3 separate regions of the Homo sapiens genome follow, and regions 1 and 2 are each linked to region 3. A link is a contact called in ENCODE Hi-C or POLR2A ChIA-PET data. All regions are on one chromosome and are shown on one strand. The core of a region is the stretch at or near the end of the contact, and the rest is flanking DNA. Distances in the headings are between cores, read along the strand shown. Region 1 holds the start of SELENOM (selenoprotein M). Region 2 overlaps PITPNB (phosphatidylinositol transfer protein beta). Region 3 holds the start of RASL10A (RAS like family 10 member A).

The links. Hi-C counts contacts between places; a loop is a spot of excess contacts on that map. ChIA-PET counts read pairs that join two places held with the same protein, here RNA polymerase II (POLR2A). Pooled maps may share reads with other maps.
Region 1: a pooled map shows a loop between it and region 3 (2.5-fold over the local background). The contact joins the promoter of SELENOM here to the promoter of RASL10A in region 3. A Hi-C loop is called at or near these places in 4 of 50 pooled maps.
Region 2: POLR2A ChIA-PET joins it to region 3 with 23 read pairs in T-cell. The contact joins the enhancer-like site here to the promoter of RASL10A in region 3. POLR2A ChIA-PET finds 5 or more read pairs at or near these places in 2 of 52 experiments (K562 and T-cell).

What each region holds. Positions count from the first base shown.
Region 1 is chr22:31,104,634-31,109,192 of GRCh38, reverse strand. It overlaps SELENOM (selenoprotein M), which reads left to right and starts at 1,625. Exons shown (of 5, transcript NM_080430.4): 1 at 1,625-1,816; 2 at 3,228-3,263; 3 at 3,501-3,535; 4 at 3,907-3,985; 5 at 4,065-4,416. The coding sequence starts at 1,688. The coding sequence ends at 4,223. It overlaps LOC105372995 (a long non-coding RNA gene), which reads left to right. Exons shown (of 3, transcript XR_938163.3): 2 at 1,090-1,122; 3 at 1,307-1,557. It overlaps LOC124905100 (a long non-coding RNA gene), which reads right to left and starts at 1,311. Exons shown (of 2, transcript XR_007068063.1): 1 at 1,085-1,311. RefSeq lists enhancers at 2,169-2,941, 4,441-4,559.
Region 2 is chr22:27,848,183-27,852,849 of GRCh38, reverse strand. It overlaps PITPNB (phosphatidylinositol transfer protein beta), which reads left to right. Exons shown (of 12, transcript NM_012399.5): 12 at 1-1,181. Among named protein-coding and RNA genes, the nearest start is that of MN1, 49 kb to the right of the region's middle. RefSeq lists a silencer at 2,255-2,549 and an enhancer at 2,047-2,565. Within about 2 kb of position 2,734, at least 6 of the 41 ENCODE cell types and tissues checked have a DNase peak (open chromatin) inside an H3K27ac peak, as active enhancers do.
Region 3 is chr22:29,314,047-29,318,894 of GRCh38, reverse strand. It overlaps RASL10A (RAS like family 10 member A), which reads left to right and starts at 3,198. Exons shown (of 3, transcript NM_006477.5): 1 at 3,198-3,867. The coding sequence starts at 3,649. RefSeq lists enhancers at 3,202-4,006, 4,007-4,811.

The sequences.
Region 1 (4,559 bases), core at 376-2,875, 1.8 Mb before region 3:
GCTTGAACCTGGGAGGTGGAGGTTGCAGTGAGCTGAGATCGTGCCACTGCACTCCAGCCTGGCTGACAGAGCAAGACTCTGTCTCAAAAAAACAAACAAACAAAAAAACAAAAAAAAATGGGCCAGGCGCAGTGGCTCACACCTGTTATCCCAGCACTTTGGGAGGCTGAGACGGGCGGATCATGAGATCAGGAGATCAAGAACATCCTGGCTAACACAGTGAAACCCCATCTCTACTAAAAATACAAAAAAATTAGCTGGGCGTGGTGGCGCGTGCCTGTAGTCCCAGCTACTCGGGAGGCTGAGGCAGGAGAATTGCTTGAACCCGGGAGGCGGAGGTTGCAGTGAGCCGAGATCAGGCCACTGAACTCCAGCCTGGGCAACAGAGCGAGACTCCGTCTCAAAAAAAAAAAGAAAGAAAGAAAGAACAAAGCTAGAGGACCAACACACAACCAGATGTCAAGTCTGACTATAAAGCTATAGTTAATAAGACAGCGTAGTTAGACAAACCCACTGAAGGACTAGAATAGGGTATGATATTCAGAAGTAGACTCCCATATATTTATATGGTTACCTATTTATTTATTTATTTATTTTTGAGACAGTCTCTGTCGCCCAGGCTGGAGTGCAGTGGTAGGATGTCGGCTCATTGCAAACTCTGCCTCCCAGGTTGAAGTGATTCTCCTGCCTCAGCCTCCCAAGTAGCTAGGATTACAGGCGCCCACACCACGCCCAGCTAATTTTTGTATTTTTAGTAGCGATGGGGTTTCACCATGTTGGCCAGGCTGGCCTCGAACTTCTGACCTCAAGTGATCTACCCACCTCGGCCTCCCAAAGTGCTGGGATTACAGGTGTGAGCCACCACGCCCGGCCGTGGTTGCCTATTTATATATAACAGAGGTAACGCGGCAGAGTAGCAATGAAAAAGACAAGATTTTTAATTGAATTGGATAGCCACATTAAAAAAAAAAGTAAATCCTGACTCCATAAATTTAACCCAGCTGATTTAAGACCCTGTTGTGGCCTATCAGCTGTAACCCTCCTTGCATTTTCCCACCTTTGAATAGCAAATTCCTTTCCTCACCCCAGGTCAGAAAGTCTGCTCAGCAGTAGCTGTGGATGGTAAGAAGACACGCTGGTAGGTCTCAGTGGCTCCCAGAAGCCGCACCCCCTCCACCGAACCTCACTCCTCATCTCCCACGCTCCAAAGCGAGGAGTCCTCAGAAAGCCAGTTTCCCTTATTTATTCTTCTTTCTTTCTTTCCTTTTTTTTTCTTGGATGTCCTACCAGTTTCCCTATCTTAAAGTCGCAGGTTCGGCTCAGAAACTCCAGTGTCCCTCAGCGTCTCGCCGGCACCCTCTGCCGGCGTGAGGTGGCGCTGCCTGGCCGCATCCTGGGGGAGCGTCCACATCCTCGGTCGACAAAAGGAGCGTCGACACTCTCGGACCTGGGAAAGTGACGGCCCAAACGCCAGGGAGGAGCCAGGACCTCGCCCTGAGCTAGCGGGAGGTAACGGCGGGGAGTCCTGGGGCGGAGACCGAGCGCTGGGGGCGTGGTCTCCAGCGGGACTGGGCCTCTAGCGGGAGTGGGGGCGGGGGCGGGGGCGGGGCCAGCCTGGGGGCCCAGACGTGGCGCAGCGACTCGGAGGTTCGCCTCCAGCTTGCGCATCATCTGCGGCCGGGTCCCGATGAGCCTCCTGTTGCCTCCGCTGGCGCTGCTGCTGCTTCTCGCGGCGCTTGTGGCCCCAGCCACAGCCGCCACTGCCTACCGGCCGGACTGGAACCGTCTGAGCGGCCTAACCCGCGCCCGGGTAGAGGTGAGTACGCCGGCCTCCAGCCCCGGCACTATCGTTCCCCAACCCTGCGGCCCCATGGGAGCACCGTCCGTCCCGGCCCCAAGACCACCTCGAACCGCGAGTCTCCCTGCTTTCCCCCTGGCGCCGGGACCATCCCTCCTGTTCCCTAGCCCCAGATGGCCCCAGCATCCACCGTGGAAGCCTGAGACACCGACTTTGGGGCCTGGAACTCCGAACCCTTCCCCAGCTCCCCCTACCCGGTCCGACAGCGGACACCCAGACACACTGACGCAGTCTCCTAACTCTTCTCGTGGCCTATGACTCCCAATCCTGTCCCAACTTCCCATCCCCCATCACTTCATGTTTTCCTGGAATTCCCCCCCGACCCGGTTCCAGGGCTGGAGGCTCCAGAAAGTCTCTTTTCCTTCTCCTGGGGGGAAAGAAGACTTTCTGGGTGCCTCCTCCCATATGCAGGATCCGGGGAAGGGGGCCAACTCGGAGGGGCAACCGAGTTGGGAACTTGGTTGCCAACATTTACTCTGCAGCAGCCTCCCATCCTCCCCCAACCAGGAAATTCCCGTTCGGAGTCCCTGTCTTGCTATGTGACTTTGACCATCACAGCCCGCCTCTGAGCTTTTTGTCAGCTCTGTCTGACAAAAGGGTGTAGAATGGTTGGGTGCCGGTGGTGCACGCCTGTAATCCCAGCACTTTGGGAGGCCAAGGCAGGAGGATTGCTTGAGCCCAGGAGTTCAAGACCAGCTTGGGGGACATAGTGAGACCCTGTCTCTAAGAAAAGGGCTGAGGGTAGGATGGAGGAGGGCTGGAGTGGGTGGTCCTGGGGTCTAGACTCCTGCTGGATGGTGGCATCTCCTCAGGGAAGGCAGGGAGGAGCCCTCCCATCCTCCCATGTCAGGGAAGCAACCACATGGTCTGTGGGGCTGGGCCGCAGGTGGCAGGCAGGGTGAGGTCTGCCTGTGTAGAGTAGGGACCAGATGGTAGGTGTCTCCAATGGGGGCCCCCAGGGCCATTCTGAGGTGTTTCCTTCTGCTCTGCCTCCACTGTGAGATTTCAGGGATCAAAGGCCAAGCCCAGGTCTCTACTGCTTAAGAGGAGCAGGGTGATCATTTCCCCTGGGCATTGGGAGTCAGTCCACAGCCAGTAGGATGTACAGGCCCCAAGGCTGGCAGGCACACTGTGGGTCTCTGGCCTTGCTCTTTTCCCCTGGTGTCTCTAGGCCTGAGTCTCCCCACCTGTATACACAGTTCCCCCTTCTGCCCACAAGGGTCCAGCATTTCCTTCAGACCTTGGGAACTGCTGATCCGGGGATAACTCACAGCCCGACCCAACTCAGGGATAAGGAAGTATGGCTTTGGGGATGTGACTGGAATAAACGTGAAGGACTCCTGACCTATCCCATTTTATCCCCCTCCAGACCTGCGGGGGATGACAGCTGAACCGCCTAAAGGAGGTGAGTTTGAAGGAAGAGGTCCCTAGCTCTGTTCCCCCTGAGCCTCTTGGGGAGTGGGCAACATGGTCCCAATGACTGGGGCGGGGAGGGGGGAAGGATCCCTAGGCTGAGAGTCTAGCCTAGGCTGAGAGTCTAGCCTGCACCTGACTTGCTTTATGACCTCACTGGGCTTCAGTGTCTCGTCTGTACCTCGAGTAGACTGAGGTCATGGTCTCTGATGCTCTGGTTCCTCCCCAGGTGAAGGCTTTCGTCACGCAGGACATTCCATTCTAGTATCCTTCTGTTCTGGGGGAGGGGAAATGGGATGGGCACCTGGGAGAATCTCCACGTAACTTCAGAAAGGGGTGGCAGATGGTTTTCAACTGACAAGTTGAATTGATTGGTAGTGGCTCCCAGAGGATTCTGAGGTGGTCTCCATGTTGGGTGGGCAAGAGAGATTGACTAGTGATGACTGCCACAGAATGGAGAGGAGGGCCCTTTACTTCTTTGAACCCTAATTTTCTCACGTATAAGCGGAGACCCTGGCCCCTCCCGGGCACAGAGTAAGCTCTGAGCAAAGGAGGCAATGCTGTTCCCATCAGTAAGGCTGCGGAAACCACCACCTCCCTCTGCCCACCACCCCGCTCCTTAACACCACCTCCAGTCACAACCTGGTGATGAAACACCTCCCTGGGGCCGACCCTGAGCTCGTGCTGCTGGGCCGCCGCTACGAGGAACTAGAGGTGAGGCCGTGGGAGGTGGGCTGGGGGCGAGGCCAGAGGCGAGGCCCAGCCTGCTGACCCCGCCCCTCCTCCGCCTCAGCGCATCCCACTCAGTGAAATGACCCGCGAAGAGATCAATGCGCTAGTGCAGGAGCTCGGCTTCTACCGCAAGGCGGCGCCCGACGCGCAGGTGCCCCCCGAGTACGTGTGGGCGCCCGCGAAGCCCCCAGAGGAAACTTCGGACCACGCTGACCTGTAGGTCCGGGGGCGCGGCGGAGCTGGGACCTACCTGCCTGAGTCCTGGAGACAGAATGAAGCGCTCAGCATCCCGGGAATACTTCTCTTGCTGAGAGCCGATGCCCGTCCCCGGGCCAGCAGGGATGGGGTTGGGGAGGTTCTCCCAACCCCACTTTCTTCCTTCCCCAGCTCCACTAAATTCCCTCCTGCCTTAACTGAGGCTCGACTCCTTCGTTGCTGCGGGCGGGTGGGGTGGGAGGTCGGAAGAAGAACCTCTGAGGATCCCTGCTGGAGTTGGAGACCTTGCGGAGCTGCCTTCGGTTCAAACCCCCTCCCCACCCCCAGGAGACGCAGAGAG
Region 2 (4,667 bases), core at 1,485-3,984, 1.5 Mb after region 3:
TTCAGGCTCCTGTTAGACAAACACATTGATGAAGAAATTAGTCTTAATAGGATTGTAGGCTGTGTAGAAAAGTTGGAAATATAGCACTTCATGGAGTCTTGTTTTGAAGATGACAGTTTTCTGTAACTACAGCTTGGAAACTATGCAAATGGTCTAGATTCCTCAGAGCTCACATGATAGGATATAGTTAGTGATGACATTTTGCTCTTCTTGTGGGAACACACACTTCAAGGAGGAGATAGTGACTTTGAGATAGGAACAGTTTAAGATGCAGTGTGAGTCTGGCCTGCGTGCGGTGAGGAGGCCCCGCCAAGAGACTGGTGGACATCTGACTGTGGGATGTGCTCTCAAGTAGGACGTCATCAGGACAGATTCTGAATAGGCATCATGAGAGTGCTGGTCAGAAACGGCTGCCACTTTTTTTAATTTAATTTTATTTTTTATTTAAAGGAAGGAACAATAGCTAGGTAAGATTTTTATCAGCTTTCTCTGTCTGAATCCAGTTTTTCCTCTGTCAGTCCTGGAAGCTTGAATAGAATTATATTGTTGAAGCCTTCAGGTCACAAACTGTCTTTTGTAACCTCCTGTCCCTCCTAAAACACGCCAACCCCTGCAGTCAAATCACATTAGTAATCTGATTTGCTGACAGTCCTGCCCTGCCTGCTCCTCGTTTTCCCACATGTCCTGCATCCCTCCCCCACTGGAGTGATTTCAGTGAATCAGACAAGGAAGGATGTGTAGGATCACTACTGCATTGCAATACCCTGTTATCCTCAGCAACAAAACCCACATTTCATACATCCTTTGTGTACTCAGGATAAAGACTGATGTTTACTCTCTGGGCACTGTTGTAAGATAGGTTTTGTCAGAGCATAATCATTGTCTGCAAAGTGTTTGGTGCGAGGAAGATTATTGCTAATTTTGTGAAATAAAGAGTCTAGCCCTCTCCTTTTAATGAACTTAACTCTCGCTGGCATCTGTAGTATCATTGGGAGCTTAGGCGCACATGGAAATGAGAGCCCGGCGCATGGATTTTAATGTTTTTCTAACAACTGTGGAGATTTGAGGGAATGTGTGGTGAATGTAAAATACCTAGTTTACTTGCCAGTCTCTTGTGTAAATTACAGTAAAACAAAGTAAATGAAATTTAAACAAAAAATAAATTTGATCACAAAATGCCACTTGTGTGCTTGAGTGGTTGTTTCCCTGAGCCATGTCTGGTTTGAAACACCTCAGACCACTACTCTGTTTTTCATGAATTCTGTAATTCGCAGCACTACCAGTCTGGGAAAATTATTTTGTTTTAATTGCAAATTCTTATTCTTGAAATGTACCTGTGCCACACTAAGTGGTTACGTTTGATTTCTTAAGTAATTTTCTGTCTTTAAAAGCTAAGCAGTAAACTAAAGGATTATATATTATTAGTCTCAGTGGTTTTCAGATTTATTTTTAAAGGGGAAAACAGGGAAAACCCATCGTATTTGTAAAGCACTTAGGATTTTGCCGTTTGTTTCTGATTGTTTGAAGATTAGGGCTTTTTGGTGCGTGGTCACCTTTCACCTCTCCTTTTAGGATTTAGTCCTTTCCAGTCTGCTCTTTTTGTGCGTGTCACAACCATATTCTTGTGGTTCTGGCTCATATTGTAGAACTGCTGAACATAAGGAGAGGTAGCCAGCTGTATGGTCGGATTTAATATATAATGTTATATGTTGGGATATCTTAGTGGTTTGTTTTCTGAGGTAAGTTTCTTAGTGTTGTGTTTGAGACATTGTGTTTGCGTTTATGGCGACACTGTCATTCATGCACTTGGCCATCTGAGCGTGGATACAGCGGGCACTCGGGTCTCTCTGCCAAGATGGATGAAAGCAGTGTACATTCCAGTGTGGGAGACAGACATGTGGACAGGTAAATTACAAGGCAGTGTGATAAAGAGTAGAGAGTTGGTTGAGAGAGATCTTAGACACCATCCTCATTGTATAGATGAGAAAGCAAAAGTCACCAAGGCAGCCTGGCAGCTGGGACCCAAGAAGCCTAGGGTGCCAGTCCTTGGGCAGTGCGGGGTTAGGCACACCCAGGGCCCTCCTGGTTCCTGGCTGACTCTTGGACTCTTTGTCTCTAATTGGAGGCCATGATGCCCAGCTGTAAGGTGGTCAGCTTCACTTGAGACACTATATCCTTTAGCACAGCGGGGGTGATTTCTTCCCTCCTGTTTCATTCATTTACCAAATGGCCTCCTAAATGATCTAAAATCACTTGGATCTTTTGTCTTTGTGGACCTAACACCTGGCTTTTAAAGTTTAACTTTCTGTCCCCTCTTCAGCTTGCTAAATTGAAAAGTGTTGCAGCCCAACCTCCACAAATCTTGTCTCAGGAAATAAGAGACATTTGTTAACATTTGTTTTGTACCTCTCAGCAGCTTAGTTGACAAGGGCACCGTGTGGGATTTCCTGTTCTTGCTCATTTGGAAAGAGAATGTTCTTTGTTCTTAGACCCTCAGCTCTCATGTGAGAGCCATAGAATGTTGCGAGGTGGAGTTCTGTGGATACAGAAGGAATGTTTTCAAGTTAGACTTACTGCCAATGTTAGGATTTGGGACTTTGCATGATTGGGAGGGAGAGGGAGTGCTGGAGAACAGGTTAAAAGTTGTCCCGCTGAGCTTGGAGCATCTCCTGCCAACCCGGAGTGCTTCCCAGGAACCCTGCCAGTGTCACTTGGGGTTATGTTTTCTGATTTGGAAACATTAAGCCGTAGCAGGTCTCTTCAGAACTGGTTCTTCAGCCGGATTGCCCTGGAAAGCAGAGATTGCAGCTCTTCTAAAACTGCCTCTCACAGAAGTTCCAAGGCCAGGCTAAATATTGAATGCAGTACTCAGCAGCTGGGACACCTGATGCTTTGGTGGCCATCCCTTTCTTCCATCCAAAAGGGCCCCCACTGGAAGGCATCTGTTGTTTTAAAAATATTTTAGGACTCATTTTTACTTCCCCCACTCCCTCAAGATCACATACACTCCCCAGTGGGGGTTACAGCCTCTTAGGAGGAATCGCTGCTTCATGACTTCCTCAGGCATTTACATTTTTCTCTTCTGTTGACTTAAATCATGAACTAAAATTTATCCCTAGAGGAAAAAAGAATGCTTCCTCCATTCTGGGCTCTTCTCACTGTACCCAGACTATGTCTTCAGGACTCTCATCTCTTGTCAGTTCTGTTGTGCTAGAAAGACTGGTTTGAAAAAATTCAGCTCGTGTAAACCTGTGCCCTCCACCCTGTGGGGAACCCATGTGGGGAGCCTTTGAAAATATCACTTATCAGCTGGGCGCAGTGGCTCATGCCTGTAATCCCAGCACTTTGGGAGGATGAGGTGGGCGGATCATGAGGTCAGGAGTTCAAGACCAGCCTGGCCAACATAGTGAAACCCCGTCTCTACTAAAAATACAAAAAAAAAAAAAAAAAAAAAAACAGCCAGGCATGGTGGCGAGCACCTGTAGTCCCACCTACTTGGGAGGCTGAGGCAGGAGAATCGCTTGAACCCGGGAGGTGGAGGTTGCAGTGAGCCAAGATTGTGCCTCTGCACTCCAGCCTGGGCAACGGAGTGAGACTCTGTCAAAAAAAAAAAAAAAAGAAAATATCACTTATCTACCAGTTGTCTTTCTGTGGCTTGGGTTTGGTGTGCTCTCTGTTCAAAGGACGGGGTAAATTGCTAAGAGAATTCCTGTTCTCTCTTCCTGGAAGATCATTGAGATGACTGCCTTCTCTCCCCTACCCATTCTTCAAAGCTCTGGCGTCAAGTGGCACTTCCTCTAGGAGACCTTAACTTGGAATGACTCCCTCTGCAGCAGTCCACACCCCTCATTTGGCTCATACAGACTACGCTTTGGTTAATAGATGTCATCTTTAGATCTCTGTGTGTTTTGTGTCCCAAAGAGTTTGGGAGCTCCTTAGAGGTAGGCGCCACAGCTGTGCCCCCAAGTAACTTTCCCTGATGGAAACTGACTCTGAAAATGGCTCCTTTTTACCTATAACAGATATCTGCCTTCCCTGTGCCAAGGACCCTTTTGAGTCCTGGGGTTCGAGCAGAGGGATTAATAGCCAAAAAGTCAGGAAGATGTAACTTCTGCCCTCAGAATTGAAGCCTACCAACTAGCAGTGGGAAGTAGTAGTTTTGGTAGCTGATTGTAGAAAATTCGATGAGAACAGAGGAGAGAGCTCCAAGTCTGCATTTCCCTCCTTGCTTTCCAGGCACCTAAACCAGAGGTTTCAGAGACTGCAAACTAAACGAATCTAAAGCAAAACTCTTTTTAGTCCTTCCTCCTTCCCCAAAATGTACTGTCTGCATTTACTATTGGTTAACTGTATCACTGGCTGTGCTGCCCAAGCCAGAAATCCTAACTGGCCCCTAAGTCTAAAAAACGCCCCCAAATGACTGAAATCCTGCCCCTTTTGTATGTCCTGGTCCAATGCAAACTATGCTCTGATGCACCATCCTCTCATCTAGGGTGGGGTCTGAAAAGTTCCTGTAGAAGATTTTAGGCTTTGTGGGCCATATGGTCTACTACAAATTATTCAGCTCTCCCCTCACAATGCAGAAACATCCACAGAAGACACATAAATGAGCACTGTACCTGTTCTAGTAAAACTTTATTTACACAGAGAAATGGCAGGCTGGATTT
Region 3 (4,848 bases), core at 1,949-4,448:
GTCTGTCTCTTTCTCCCTGCCACAGAGGGTAGGCAGGACCACCTTGGCCACTGTGTGCCTAGTGCCAGTCCCCTCTGCTGAAGGAGAAGATGCATGCATAGTTGGCAGGTGGTCCCTGGAGCCCTGGATAGGGGCATTCAAGGAGTGCCCAGGAGGCCCCTGGGGAATAGGGATTGGAGGGGGGCAGCAGGCAGGAGGCCTACAGCCTTTCCTTGGGGAAGGAATGAGGGGACTGATGAGAGAACCCTGAAATCCACATCCCAGGCAGACAGGCAGCTTCAGCCCCCCAGCCTGCTGGTCTTTAGGAAGCCTGGCACAGGGCTGCACACTCCCATTAGAGCTCATTTCAGCCCCTGTGGATGGGGGGCTCCACGGGACCTAGAGGCCTCCCCAAGTCCCTCCCGACAGGGGGCTGAGTGGTCACTGGGGGCTGAGCTTCAGTTGAGTACTTCCTGAGAACCCTCTGGGTCCAGATGAAGCCAGGCTTCTCAGCCAGGCTCTGGAGCCCAAGGGCCTGGGTTCCGGCCCCTGTGCTGCCATTTTCCTGCTAGGCAACTGTGGCCCAATCATGGCGTCCCAGGGAGCCTTAGTGAGCATGAGGCTGTGGGTCAGGCTTGGCACATCGCAGGCCCTTGATAAATGGGCACTGCTGCTAGGAACGCTGCTGTGAGAGTCTCCTAGGGAACATGGCACGTTTGCAGGGCTTCATGGGAGCCTCAGGACGTTCCCAGTCCACAGTGCCCCTTCCCCTCGCCATCCAAAAACACATACTGGGAGCCAGAGACGCCTCACACACAGCTCTGTTTGCAGTGTCGGAAGGAGAAGCAAGGAAAGTTTTTCAGAGAAAGAATACCCAGGGGTGGGCGGGAGTGCGCCTAGCATTGAGAACACCTTAAAAAAGACCGTCCTGGCCGGGCGCAGTGGCTCATGCCTGAAACCCCAGCACTTTGGGAGGCTGAGGCGGGTGGATCACCTGAGGTCAGCAGTTCGAGACCAGCCTGACCAATATGGTGAAACCCCGTCTCTACTAAAAAACACAAAAATTAGCCGGGCATGGTGGCATGTGCCTGTAGTCCCAGCTACTCTAGAGGCTGAGACAGGAGAATTGCTTGAACCCAGGAGGTGGAGGTTGCAGTGAGCCAAGATCGCACCACTGCACTCCAGCCTGGGTGACAGACCGAGACTCCATCTCAAAACAAACAAACAAAAGACCGTCCTGGTGTCAGCTTTTCAGACTTCTGGGTTTTGTTGTTGTGTTGCTGAGTGCCTTGTTATTTACTCCTTGCCTTGTTCCCCGAAGGAATTGAAGCAGCTCACAAAACCCAGAAGCCTGAAAAGTCAAAAACCCAGAAGTTTGGCCAGATGTGGTGGCTCACGCCTGTAATCCTCGCACTTTTGGAGGCTGAGGAGGGAGGATTGCTTAAGCCAGGAGTTCAAGACCAGCCTGGGCAACATAGTGAGATTCCACCTCTACAAAAAATAAAAATAAATCAGCTGGATGTCGTAGTACACACCTGCAGTCCCAGCTATTTGAGAGACTGAGGCAAGGAGGATCACTTGAACCCAGGAGGTTGAGGATGCAGTGAGCTAAGATCACACCACTGCACTCCAGCTTGGGTGACAGAGCAAGACCTTGTCTCAAACAACAAAACCCAGAAGTCTGAAAAGTTACAACGTGAAAGAGGACATCAAGTGAAGGGAAAAATCATGGTAGGAAAGAAAGATGAAGCCAGCAGTCCCCACTCACTGAGCTAGAAGACCTGGAACACTAGACAGAGGTGGTTCTGAGCTTCCTAGTGGCTGAGGAGAGGAGTGAAAGCGGACCCCAGCCCCCGATCTAGCATGGGAGGATGAAAGCACAGCCATTGTTCTGGAGACACTTTCTGGTTGTCATTATACAGGCTCCCTGGAGGATGTGCCTCCTCCCCCTTCAGGATTTAGCTCCTCTACTTCCCCTGGGCTGGTGTGGGCACATTGTCTGTGCTTTGACAGTCCCTAGATCCCATGTGTTCTAGAACCTTCTCTCCCAAAGCAGAACTTTTTTTTTTTTTCCTGTTTTCTGTTTTTTAAATCTATCTCAGCCTCCTGACAAGCAATAAGATTTGGAATATTTGTTGAGGGGATAAATAAATGAACTCCTTAGTCAGTGCAGAGATCTGTGCATTGCGGCCATTTCTTGAGCATTGCCGCCATTTCTTGAGCATTGCCATGTGCAGGTCAGAGACGTGGGAGCCCCCACACAGCGGGGAGGAGAGCAGAGGCGGAGGATGGGGGGGCTGGGCTAACCCAGGCTTTCCAAGCTGTGATGGGGCAGGAGCTTCTCCACTAGCTCGAGGGAGGGGGAACTTGGGCTCTGGGCGCCTGTTTTGGAGGTTGCATCCCTTTGAGGGGCGCTACGGGTTGCAACTCACGCAGGAAAGGTGACCTTAGTAGTGATGGAGGTGGAGTGGGCCAATTTCTGGATCTTTATTTAGTCACCTCCAGCCTTGCTGGGACAGGGATCTGGGGCTAAGCTGCTGTGGTCTCGGCACCCTCTGTCCCCACTTCCCCTCGAGGACGGCTGTTTGAATATTGTCTAGTGTGGGCCATTTACCCCCGTGGGCAGGAGGAAGGTAGGAGGGACTTCAAAGGAGACTTCAAGGGCCCCCCCACTGCCCTTCTAACCTTGCAGATTCCCCTCTCGGGCCTGTTTCCTCTTCTCTCAACCAGCGATGCCAGGCTGAGGCTGTAGGTTCGAGAATCACGTAGGTAATGGGCCTGGCACATAGTAGGCTCTCAAGAAAAGGTTGGAGCCTCTTGAGGAGTCTGCCTGTGATGGATGCGGAGCGCAGACCCAGCGCAGTGCGGCGATTCGCCCAAGGTCACACAGCCGCCCCCCCCAATTCGGACCCCGGGCGGCCTGACTCCGGGGGCCGGGGCTTGTCGGGAGCCAGCGTGGGGGCGAGCAGTGTTTGGAAGAGCGGCCGCGGCAGTGGGTGGGAAGGGGCTTCTATTTTGGAGCGGGTGAGAGGAGCGGGACACGCGGAGGAGGTAAGGAAGGGGTAGGCCCTCTCCGGGATCTCTGTCCCCCAGTCACCTTCCTGCGACCCTTCCTGGGAGGGGCGTCCTGGGCGGTGGGGGAAGGTGGGAGGGGCGGGCGGTTACCTCATCGCCGCCTCCGGGAGGCCCCGCTCGCTCGCGCCGGCGGCTGGGGCGGCGACTCCAGGCGCGGAAGCGAGAGAAGGATAGAGGCACAGAGGCTCCGGGAGGCAGCGCTGCCCCCCGCGCCCCGCACCGCTGCGGGACCCGCGCCGCGAGAGGGGCGGACTTCGGCGCCTCGCGCGTCCGCCGGCGCCTGGGTTGGCGCTGCGGGGCGGAGGCGGTGTCTGAGCGCCGCTCCGGCTCTGCTCTCTCTCGAGCTTCGGCACCCGCCCGAGCCGCTCGCGCGCCCGCCACCTGTCTGCCCACTCGGCTGTCTGTCTGCCCTCCCGCCGCCAGCTCCTGCCTCGGGCCTGCCCTCTCCGGTCTCGGTGCTCCGAGGGGCGACGAGAAGCGCGACGGGGCCGTGGCGCACCGGGCAGGGCGCGCGGGGCGCACGGCCTGGGGGCGCACGGTGCGGCGCCGGCCCATGAGGCTTTCCAGCGCGGGGAGCGACAGCGCCGGCCGGCCATGGGGGGTAGCCTGCGGGTGGCCGTTCTAGGCGCCCCGGGCGTGGGCAAGACGGCCATCATCCGCCAGTTCCTGTTCGGTGACTACCCCGAGCGCCACCGGCCCACGGACGGGCCGCGCCTCTACCGACCCGCGGTGCTGCTCGACGGCGCCGTCTACGACTTGAGCATCCGCGACGGCGACGTCGCTGGCCCCGGCTCGAGCCCCGGGGGTCCGGAGGTAGCGGCTCGAGGAGCGGGCAGGGGCGTGTGACAGTGTGAGGGGTGTGCGTGCTCGGTGCACACGTGCGTGTCCGCGTGGAGGCCTCGGGCGCCTGGCTGTGCTCCGGGATGGAGGGATGTGTGTGCGTCCTGGGATACTTGCGTTTCAGCCCTTCCCGCCGACCTGGAGACGCCCAAGCCCAGGCTGGAGGCCGGGCGATTTTGCCCAGGGGCGTTCCCTTGCTCCTGTGAGCGCCTCCACCTTTGCCTGCCTCGGCTGGGGGTGTGGAGCAGCTCTTGGTGGTGCATAACGGTGCCTTCCCGAGAGTGTGGCGTTTTGTGTTTGGGGCCTTGAGCAGAGCTACAATGGGAGAGACTGGGGTCAGGAGCAGGGGTGTACTTTCTACGGGGGCTGGTGGAGGGGTTCATTCTCTGCCCTATCATTTTTGTCCCCTGGAGCGAAGACTCGTTTAGTAATTTGTGCAAAGTAAAGGACAGACCTCCGACCCTAGAGCAGTGAAGAGGAAAGAGCAGGCAGGATTAAGCAGGGCTTCCTGGAGGGAGTGGCATTTGAGCTGAACCTGGAAGACCGAGTGAAGTTCTGAGTAAAGGAAGTGGCAAAAACATACCAGGTGGAAAGACCAGCAGGTGCTTACGCTACGGTCATAAACGGTTACAGCTGACAATCTGGGGGCGTGGTGGACCACGGGACTCGGGCCAAGGGCTTTGGAATTAGTCTTAGAGGCCGTGGTAAGCACCGAGAGCATCTAGGGAGGAGAGCGGCCTGAGCCGAGTTGGGGAAAGCTGAAAAGAGGAAGATTCGGGGTAAACAGAGGGGAGACCAAGGATGAAGGAGGCTGGCTGACAGGCTCCAGGCACGATTTGGAAAATTTTACCCTGGTGGTCATGAGGAGACGGCCCGGAAAGCTTGGGGGAGGGGCACAGAGGTCTGTATGGGGGTGATGTTGGCCTGAGGATTAGCGTCCAGGCCCCTGCAGAG